2 separate regions of the Homo sapiens genome follow, and region 2 is linked to region 1. Evidence: read pairs that join two places in POLR2A ChIA-PET (ENCODE). Cell type or tissue: OCI-LY7. All regions are shown on one strand. Links, peaks and the distances in the headings refer to the core of each region. The heading gives the core; the rest is flanking DNA. Region 1 overlaps CORO1C (coronin 1C). Region 2 overlaps TMEM263 (transmembrane protein 263).

The links. Peaks named below come from ENCODE experiments on the same cell type or tissue, not always from the same donor. Only the 100,000 strongest peaks of a DNase experiment are listed, where the experiment ranks them.
Region 2: POLR2A ChIA-PET joins it to region 1 with 5 read pairs; 3 of 35 experiments call an interaction of 5 or more read pairs at or near these places.

What each region holds. Positions count from the first base shown.
Region 1 is chr12:108,640,066-108,645,448 of GRCh38, forward strand. It overlaps CORO1C (coronin 1C), which reads right to left. Exons shown (of 11, transcript NM_014325.4): 11 at 5,044-5,383. It overlaps LOC105369968 (a long non-coding RNA gene), which reads left to right. Exons shown (of 3, transcript XR_007063449.1): 3 at 1-5,383. Among named protein-coding and RNA genes, the nearest start is that of MIR4496, 6.9 kb to the left of the region's middle. In OCI-LY7, for the core only: a CTCF peak has its summit at 2,904; DNase peaks (open chromatin) are centred at 1,176, 1,576, 2,076 and 2,646; H3K4me3 peaks cover 3,118 bases; H3K27ac peaks cover 4,100 bases.
Region 2 is chr12:106,966,102-106,971,484 of GRCh38, forward strand. It overlaps TMEM263 (transmembrane protein 263), which reads left to right. Exons shown (of 4, transcript NM_152261.4): 3 at 1,010-1,079; 4 at 5,004-5,383. The coding sequence starts at 1,016. The coding sequence ends at 5,290. Among named protein-coding and RNA genes, the nearest start is that of TMEM263, 13 kb to the left of the region's middle. In OCI-LY7, for the core only: no CTCF peak of the experiment used is centred there; no DNase peak of the experiment used is centred there.

The DNA of each region.
Region 1 (5,383 bases), core at 154-5,153:
GCCTTAGCATGTCTTCCCCCACCTTGATACCTGAAAAGGTGACTATGGCTGCAGCTCTGAGAACAGATTCAAGTGGGTGGGGGAAGCTGGGTTAGGAAGCTGTGACTGTTAACCTTGTCAACTTGACTGGGCAATGGCGTGCCCAAATATCTGGTCACGCGTTACCCTGGGTGTGTCTGTGAGGGTTTTCTGGATGAAATGAACATTTGAATCTGTGGGTTGAGTAAAGCAGGTTGCTCTCTCTGGTGTGGGTGGGTGGATCCATTCAGTTGAGGGCCTGAATAGAACAAAAAGGCTGAGTAATAAGGAATTCCTTGCAGGCGTGTGGCTCATGCCTGTAATTCTAGCACTTTGGGAGGCCGAGGTGGGAGGATCACCTGAGGTCAGGAGTTTAAGACCAGCCTGGCCAACATGGGGAAACCCCATCTCTACTAAAAATACAAAAATTAGCCAGGCGTGGTGGCGCATGCCTGTAGTCCCAGCTACTTGGGAGGCTGAGGCAGGAGAACTGCTTGAACCCAGGGGGTGGAGGCTGCAGTTAGCCAAGATCGTGCCACTGCATTCCAGCCTGGGCGACAGAGTGAGAGACTCCATCTCAAAAAAAAAAAAAAAAAAAAAAAGGAATTACTCCTGCCTGCCTTCAAGCTGGGACATCAGTTTTTAGCTGCTTTCCAATCTGAACTGAAAAACTCAGCTCTCCTGGGTCTCTCTGGTTTGTTGACTGCAGATCTTGGAGCTTAGCAGCCTCCATAATCATGAGTCAATTCCTTAAATACATCCCGATCTCTCTCTCTCTTCCCCCACGCAGACCCTATTGGTTCTCTTCTTCTGGAGAACGCTAATAGAGAGGCTCTGTCCACGCAGAAATGATGGGAGCACAGGCTGGGGGAGTCACCGGGCAGGTGTGAGAAGTAGCTGGGATATGGATGCACTGTGAAACCAGAGCCTGGGTGTGGGATACGCAAGAAGAGATGGGAGTCAAGGAGGCTCAGAGGTGGAAGAGCATGAACTTCCTCCTGTAGACAAAAGGGATAATCACTTGTGTCTCCTTCAGAGACCTTGACAGAAAACATCACTCTAGAAGCAAAACAGGGAACAGGCGGTTGGAGGCAGAGAAACCAGCTACAAGGCTGTTCGGACACTAGACTGTTATCTACATGGGGAGGCACCTGGCAGGTGGCCAGATCCCCAGATGGAATCTCCACCTTGTGGTTTATGAGGCATTCTAGGCCACTGCCTCCTGAAGACACTGCTCAGGGTGGTAAGAACTCATTTTGCATTTGGGGAGCTGTAGGTGGGGATGGTGATAAGCAGCCCAGGATTTTGTTCGCCAAGAGGTATTATTCCAACTTCCACAACCCAAATAGCATCTCTGCACGGAAATGAAGCTGCAACAGCTCCCTGTCATGGATGGGGCACTTCCCAGTTCTCAGACTTCATCACTAGAGCCCCCAAGCTTGGATGTTGTTGCTGAACTCCCTCAAGGCACTAAGTGTTAGCCTGAGCACCTCTCCTGGCTGGACCAGGGGTCACTTGCTCCATTACAGTTCTCTCCAGCTCGGTGACACTCTCACTGTAAATGCAAGTTCTCACTCAGTGAATGCCAAGACGAATGCAACCCTACCTAGTGGGGTAGAGATTAGGAAATGGGCGATGAGAGGCACAGGGCTCTTGGGAAGGGAGCCCTGCTGCTGGGGGCCTGAGAGACACCCAGTGGAGAGGAGCCTGGACAAACTTGGCAACCAGCCCCAACCACGTTCCGCAGCATTTTGGGGGCCAGGCACCCTGTGTGTGATCCCTTTCCACTGTAACCAGGCCTGCTCCCTGCTCTTCCCCTCGGAGACACAGATGACTGCTCCTCTCTGGCAGCCCAAAGCTTTCTCTGCCCCCACAACTGCCTGGGGGCCTTTGAGCCACTTCTCCCCAGTTCTGTTCCAAACCCACCAGGAAGTCCTTCCCCAAAAGTCCACTTACTCTTTGAGATCAGTGTGAGGAAGCTACTCTAAGAACAAAACTAAGCACCCGGTGGTGAGTGCCCAAGCTCAAGTGTGCAGATTTTTTCTGACAGCAGAATAGACCTGTCTACTTGCCTTCCAAGTTGAGTCCTGAAGTGGGTAACTTCCTCCTCTGACTTCTGCCCTCAGGCTCCCTGGGCAACGGCCCTGACGTTGCTTTCTAGCCCCTCACCATGAAGCCTGTCAGGGAGCCGCGTGCCTCACCCTCTATCTGCCCCTCACTAAACTCAGGATCCTAAAATCTGCCCTCTTACCCATTTTCGTTCACATGAATTAAACTCCAACTACAATGAATTTGAAGGATCCCATCTGCCTCTCTAAACTCACCCCCCTCCACATTTCAGCCAATCCAACCAACTCAGCAGTCACCTTATCCTCAAGGATCTTGGGATGCGCAGTAATTCCCATCTCCCACCCAGCCCTCCTGACACTCGCCACAGGGGAACTTTCAGCCGGCACACCACGGCCAGTGTCGCCTAGCGAACACACCCCCCCCCACCCCACACCCCAAAGTTCGAAGTTGAGAATAAGCCATTTGCTGGTGGACTCGGTTCCCACAGGAGGGATGAGGACAGCTGCCATCTGCACATCAGCTGCCTAGGACTTAACATTTCACACGTCACGTTTCAAATAGAGGCAGCAGCTGCAGCTGAGATGAAGCATATCAAAGTATACTTAGCCCTTACTATATTGGAAGAAAACGTATTTCCCAGTTCCGATGACCTTTGTTTTCTGCCATATTAAAGTCTTACGTAATTTAATTTTTATATAGCCAATCTGTCTTTTCCTTTGTGATGTATTCCATTGCTTTAGGGCTTACATTTTTTCTAGTCTGAAGTGTAGATTAAAAGGGACTTACTTTCTTCTAAATAGAAAAAGAAAAGGTTTTATTTTAACTGTGGACTCCATTAAGAATGTATATTGGTGTCCCTGCTGCCCCCACAGCTAACCAAATGTTGCTGCACCATTTCAAACATCTCCACTGATTTATGCTTATCTTAATAATTATTAACTTATCACTAATACATTAATTTTAATAATGCCTTTCTGGGAATAAATACATTTATAGGAAATTTCTAAATTCAGAAAAATAGGATTAAATAGAAATTACACACAACTTTACCTCCCTATAGCAATAACAACATTTCTGGTATTTATTCTACACATAAGTATACATTGTATATGCATATATCCTTTAAAAAGTTTGTCACAAGCCATCTGTTCGGGGTTGGTTTTACATATCTGTATTAGGAAACCTACACCTCTCACTAGAAGTTCTGGTCCTGAATGTTCTTATGAGGTCCAATGGACTTCACTTTCTTCCCCATTTTACTTCTGAATGGATTAGCCAACTAACATCATTTACTGCAGAGTGACTCCATGGGGTAGAGAGCTGATGAGAATTACTTTGTAAACACACTTTTTATGCTGACATCAGCAACACAGTTCACTGTAGGGCTCTTGGCATACACAGAAAAAAGTTGGTAGTGACATCCAGCACCCAGAAATAATATACTTTCATGTTTCAACCTAGGTAGGTATATATTTTAAACCCAAGTTGGAATTGACTTTATTTTACTATTTTTTTAATGTTTCCTATTCAATACTCTTTTTAAATGACTTTAAATAATGGAACAGAATTATAACATATGGATATGACAAGTAACTTACTGACCCCCTTCTGCAGAGTTGATTTTACTCTTCTAATTCCTGAATATACCTCCCACTAGTTCCCTGGGACAAAATTTCCAAAGGTGAGAATCTTGGGTCTTAAGAAAACCTTTAAGGCTTTTGATCCACTTGCCAGACTGCCCTCTGGAAAGGCTGTCCACCCCGCACATACCCGCTTTTCGCAGGAGAGGACTGCCACCCCTACATTCTTTGGCAAGGGACTTCTTTTTAACGAATAAAAGAGCACAAAGGGCACTGTCCGGCCTGGACATCAAGGGTTGCCCGTCTGAAGCAGGAAAGGCGTGCCCTTGACGGTGACTCATGTCCGTGACCCACTGCCAGCACTGGGATACTTAATGTGCCCGCAGAAAGAGAAGGGCCCACTTAGAGTTAACAGATTCTTAAGAGCCAACAAAGAGTTTTTCTGGGTGTAGAATACCAAGTACAGCAAGGGAAGTGACCTTGAAAAAAAAAATGGAAGTTCCCCCCAGACGAGGTCTGGCTGGCTGTCTGGGGCCAGCATGCTGACCTTCAGGTCTTCTGGCAAAGAATCAAGGTGGCCCGAGTGAGAAAACAAGTTAGTCATAAACAGACCACCACGCGTCTCCTGGCTGACTGCGGGCACCTCGGGTCTACAGAGAGCCCTGCCAACTTCTACTTCCTGCAGCCACGAGTGGACCAAGAACATGGCAGCCATTCTTCTCATAGACTAAAGCAACTTTAAGATAAGGCATTTGAGGAAGGGGAGCTTTATGCTGACCATTCATCATATTCAGAAAAAGCAAACAGTGGGAAATTCTTTGCTACAATCACTGAAATGTCACGAGACAATGTCATAGTGCGAAAGGGAAGCCCTGCAATTCAACTGACCCTGGAAGCCTGCTGGAATAAAAGTCACAGCTGAGCCAAGAGAATTTTGCTTCTATTGAAGAAAAAGTGCTTTCAAAGACTCTGTCAGAAAATCAACTCATAATAGTAACAGTAGCGGCCATGCAGCGAGGGTTGTTTGTGTGGCCACACAGGTATTCCTCTCATCTGAACTACATGGAATTATCATCCTCCTTTCAAGAAAAGGGACTCAGAAGGATTAGGAACCCCATCCCAGGACACACCGCTGGCAAAGGTCTGAGGCAGGATCCAAAGGCTCAGGTCTGCTGGAAGCCAAAACACAGTGCTTGACTGGCTTGGAGACCTCACTTGTACTTGAACTGAGCCACCCACACGCGCTTCCCCTGTACTTACCCCCGGAGAGGAGTATGGCACCGTGCTCGTCCACCAAAGTCAGAGAAGCTATGTCAGGCAGAGAGGTGGGGGCTGCCTCACAGACAGCCAAGGCGTGAAATAAACACAAACACCATTTTGTAATCAATGATTTTTATCTCTGAAAATGGAAGCAAGTGTTTTGACAGAACACTATGGCCACTCTATAAGAGCCGACCTAGGAGTAATTCACTGTCCTCTTCTGGGATGTCATGGCTTAAAAAAAAAAAAAAAAAAAGACAAAACAGGAAAATAATCCACAATGCTTTGGGCGCCTACTCTGAGCTTGGCTGGGCATCCATTCATTAAATAAGTCATAAGCTACAAACTAAGATCAGGGTAACTTTCCCTTGCCCTCCTGCTTCTCTTTGAACCACATGCCCTACGGTGTTTCACCACCATCAACAACTTTACTTCATTAATTCGATATCAGAACC
Region 2 (5,383 bases), core at 174-5,173, 1.7 Mb before region 1:
TACTCAATAGATAGTTTTTTGACCCTTACTCTCTTTCCACTCACCACCTACAAGCAGGCCCTGGTGTCTCTTGTTACCTTCTTTGTGTCCATGTATACTCAGTGTTTAGCTCTCATTCATAAGTGAGAAAATGCGGTATTTGGTTTTCTGTTCCAGTGTTAGCTCACTTAGGATCATGGCCCCCAGCTCCACCTGTGTTGCTGCAAAGGACATGATCTCATTCTTTTTTATGGTTACATAGTGTTCCATGATGTATATGCACCACATTTTCTTTATCCAGTCCACTGTTGATGGGCATCTAGGTTGATTCCATGTCTTTGTTATTGTGAATAGTACTGTGATGAACATAACACGTGTGTGGTAGAATGATTTATATTCCTTTGAGTTATATCTAGAAATGGGATTGCTGGGTTGAATGGTAGTTGTGAGTTCTTTTGAGAAATCTCCAAACTGTTTTCCACAGTGGCTGAACTAATTAACATTCCCATTAGCAGTGTATAAGCATTCTTTTTTCTGCAGCTTTGCCAGCATCTGTTATATTTTGACTTTTTAATAATAACCATTCTGTCTAGGGAACACCTTTTTTAGTTCTGGTATACTTTTTTCTTTAAGTCTATTGTGAAATAAATTACAATTAAATTAACCAGTATTCTGTAGGAGGAAACAACATTTTTGTCGGCTAACCCCCACCTTCCAGCTCTCTTTCAGTGAGTAATTTTCAGTTGTAGTTGAAGCACCACAGTAACAACATAGGAAAACTTATACTATGACTGCCACTCTTTGGTGAGTGTTTCACATAAGATTTATATTGTCTACTGGTATAATTTAAAGTATTTATTAAATGCCGCAGTTTGAAGTAGGAGAGAAACAAGATGAAGACTAGTTGTATAGTGGGTACAAAATGTTGTTTATCTGAATAATGTTGATGAAATCGCAATTTAGCATGTGATAAGAGGTAGTCTCACATGTTGAGGTTAAAATGAAATGTGTTTGTATGTTTTTTTTTTAGGAGATCATGAATCAGACAGATAAAAATCAACAAGAAATCCCATCATACCTTAATGATGAACCACCAGAAGGTAAGTATGCATCTGTAACACTAAGAATGGAAAAATATACTGAATTAAAGTTCTGATAGTTTTTATTTTTTACTTATTTTATTTTATTTTTTTTTGAGACAGAGTCTTACTCTGTCAACCCAGGCTGGAGTGCAATGGCACGATCTTGGCCCACTGCAACCTCCGCTTCCTGGGTTCAAGCAGTTCTCCTGCCTCAGCCTCCCAAGTAGCTGGGATTACAGGTACCTGCCACCACACCTGGCTAATTTTTTGTATTTTTAGTAGAGACAGGGGTTTCATCATGCTGGCCAGGGTGGTCTTGAACTCCTGACCTTAGTTGATCCACCTGCCTCGGCCTCCCAAAGTGCTGGGATTATAGGCGTGAGCCACCACTCCCAGCCCTGATTGTTTTTATTAAAGAAATATAACCTGTTTACCTTGTCAGTAAATATGTCCCCAAAATAATTGAAGATAACATTTTTAGCTTCTAATAAGAAAGCATAGATAGTGGTGAATAGGGACACAATTTTACCATATAAGGCATAATATTTTGCTGTCATTCTTCTTTTAAGACCATTTTAGAAGTATAAGTATCCTTTCATTTGTAAAGGGTGAGGATGGATACAGAGGAAGGATGGACTGTGTTTAGTTTTGATATCCTGCATACAAAATCAGCCTAATGCAAGAGGCATTAGAGATCTGTTGTTAAACTCCTATTATTCATTATATTGTAATTGGTACCTCTCCTCTATTAACACATGATCTTGGGATCTGCTTCATTTGTCTTTTTAAGTCATAATTCTCTTTGAGTTTGAAAATTGTGTTATCATGAATCATTTTAATTCTTCAGAAACCCTTGGAAACACACCTGAATGTCCTGAGTACATACAGAAAATGACTAGAGGCATGTTTTTGGTATAGACTGTTACTAAACTTAATCCAAATAGTGATCTCCTTGGAGAATTGCATGTTGATTACTAGGGCTGGAGGTTGTGACTCTAGGTATTATATATTTTTTCCTAGTTCTGTTACCCATTGTCTAAAATTTTCTTCCTATATTTCTTTTATTGGTAGGCAAAAATGAAATTGCTAGGAAAATAGCAACAAAGGGTTTACACTTAAGCCATAAAGAATTCAAAAGAACTATCGGAGATTGCAGTGAGCTAAGATCGTGCCACTGAACTTCAGCCTGGGCGACAGAGTGAGACTCCGTCTCAAAAAAAAAAAAAAGAACTAGCTGATTAGGTTTAGTTTAGTTTGGTGGAGGAATAGCCTGGAAAATTACTAACTCAGGTCTTTTCCATGCCTTACATTTTTAGGTCTGGAACCATGGAGTTTTGAAAAGTTAGGGCTCAGTGAGAAAGTTAACAAGGACTTTGTGAGAAAGAAATCAGAAAAGGGATAAATAAAGGCCATCCAGGGGCATGATTGTCAAGGAAGAGAACAAAGCAGAATGTCTTTCTATGCCAACCACTAAACAAGAGGAATCTGCAAAGCAGATAATTTATATGGTGATAATTAAGAGTATACTGTAATAAAAGAGATCAGCTGCATTAATTATTTATCTGACTTGATTAAGAACAATTATTTGTCTTCTTTAAATGCATGTGTACCAAATTTGGCATGGCAAGATAGTTTTACTAATGAGATATTTGGCATGAGGCAGTTATCTGTTGTAGCCTCAAATCAGGATTTTGCCTTTTTTCTTAGGGCTAGTGACCTCGATTACAGAATTACCAATTATGTAATCCTTTCCATCATAATTTTATAACTAATATATTCAAATGCCCATCTATATATTAAGTCTTTTACTTCAGTCATTAAAAATTTGTATTAACTATACTTATTAAGTAGTTTTAATAAAAATATTTGGTTTTTAAAGTTTATAGCTATTGCTGTATCTGTATTTATGCACTATTTTGCAAAGATATTTTGACTAGTCAGTGAGATTTTCCCACTTGTGATAAAATGTAAAATCTTCAGACAATGAAAAGAAAAATTATCTCAAGGTAAATTTGTGCCTTGTGCATTGGAAAGCTCAGTTTTCAGAATTTTTTATTTTCTCCATCAAATATTGTCAGTTTCCCCATGATACCTTCTCTGAGAACTTGATTCTGCTAGAATCTAATAGTTTTGGTGCTCTTAGTTGGACTTACGTACCCAGTAATTTACCCCTCTTTTTCAGAAGTAAAGCTTGAATTGTGTAAGTACCAAATATTTTTCCATGAAGTTTAGAAAAACACTAATGCTTATGTGTTGTTGCTGCTTAAATTATTAGGTTACTAGGCCGGGCGCAGTGGCTCACGCCTGTAATCCCAGCACTTTGGGAGGCCGAGGTGGGTTGATCACGAGGTCAGGAGATTGAGACCATCCTGACTAACACGGTGAAACCCTGTCTCTACTAAAAATACAAAAAATTAGCCGGGTGTGGTGGTGGGCACCTGTAATCCCAGCTACTCAGGAGGCTGAGGCAGGAAAATGGCGTGAACCCAGGAGGCGGAGCTTGCAGTGAGCCAAGATCACGCCACTGCACTCCAGCCTGGGTGACAGAGCAAGACTCTGTCTCAAAAAAAAAAAAAAAAATATTAGATTACTAAAGAGAAAAGACCTGTGTTCACTGTGTTCATTTTAAGCTAGTGCAAATTTTTATGAAATCTTTCTGCTAGTCATTTTATTCCTAAGTTTGAGCTTACATGCTAATATATGTGGCTCTATTTAAAAAAAAAAAACAAAGAAAATAAACTCATGACTTAGAGCTTAATTTTTCATATTGCTATTGCCTTTTATGGGGGATATCTCTAGTTTTTAAAAACTAGATACTTAAAGCACACACTCTCTTTCATAAGAATTACTGAGGCAGTAATTTTAAGTGTTAACCATATCTATAGTTTCTCTATCCTACTTATGTCTGAATAAAAATGATTTTTTAGGTAGATAACACGATTTTAAATGATGAATAGTTTTTTACTTTTACATAGTATTAGCTCTTTAAATACGTCAGTAAGGGAGACATAGAGCAGAGACCCAAATGTATTTACTTAATAGGGGTTCTTAAACTTTTTGGTTTCAGGATGCCTTTACAATGTCAAAAATTGAGGCCCCAAAGAGCTGTGTCTTTGTCAATATTTACCATATTAGCAATAAAAACTGAGAAATTTGAATATTTTATGCATTAAAAGAACCCATATTAACATAATTAAAATATTTTTATGAATAGTAATTCTTTCAAAACAAAAAAAATTGTGGAAATTGTGAGCAAGGTGATACTGGTTTATACATTTTAGCAAATCTCTTTAATGTTTGGATTAATGCAAGACAGCTACATTCTTGCAGCTGCTTCTGCATTCAGTCTGTTGTATTATACATCATTCTGCTTCTGGAAAACTGCTATAGACTCATGACAGAAAGTGAAAAGACAAATGATATTTTAATAATATTATGAAAATAGTTTTTACCTTGTAGACCCCCTGAAATGGTCTTCGGCATCTGTAGTGGTCCCAGACCATACCTTGAAAACTACTGCATTTTACGAAGAAGATTGTTTCGGTAATGACTGATTAAATCCTATCAAGGAAATGAAGGCCAAATGTAGTTATCTTTTTATTTTTTCATGTTCCTTTTAGGATGTAAAATAAAGGTTATTTGTTAACAAAACCGTAAACCAAGGAAACATTTAAAATAGGATTCTGTTTTACAAAAGTTGTCTAGTCTCTAAAGCATTTCTTCTCATAGATACTAAGACTTAGCATTGGACCAAGATATTGTAAAAACATGTACAACTATACCCTGAAGGAAGAGCTCTTCAGTGTCTTTGAATCAGTGTGGTTGGCCTTATCAAATCAACCTCCTGTTGTGAGGAAGTCTTAGGTTACTTAATGATGTGTACTGCTCTTTTAAAGACTTGTGACTTATATTTGATTGTCTCATGATATTTTCTCTCATTAGGTTCAATGAAAGATCACCCACAGCAGCAGCCAGGCATGTTGTCCCGTGTGACTGGGGGTATCTTCAGTGTTACAAAGGGAGCTGTTGGTGCCACCATTGGTGGTGTGGCTTGGATTGGTGGAAAGAGTCTGGAAGTGACCAAAACAGCTGTTACAACTGTGCCTTCCATGGGAATAGGGCTGGTGAAAGGGGGTGTCTCTGCTGTGGCTGGAGGTGTTACAGCTGTTGGGTCTGCTGTTGTAAACAAAGTGCCCTTAACAGGAAAGAAGAAAGACAAATCTGACTGAAATATAGAGATACACTTGCGCTCCACAGCACTGTAATGCCAGTGGCATTGAATTGCTAAATTATGGACTACAACCAAGTCAACTGTTTTGGAC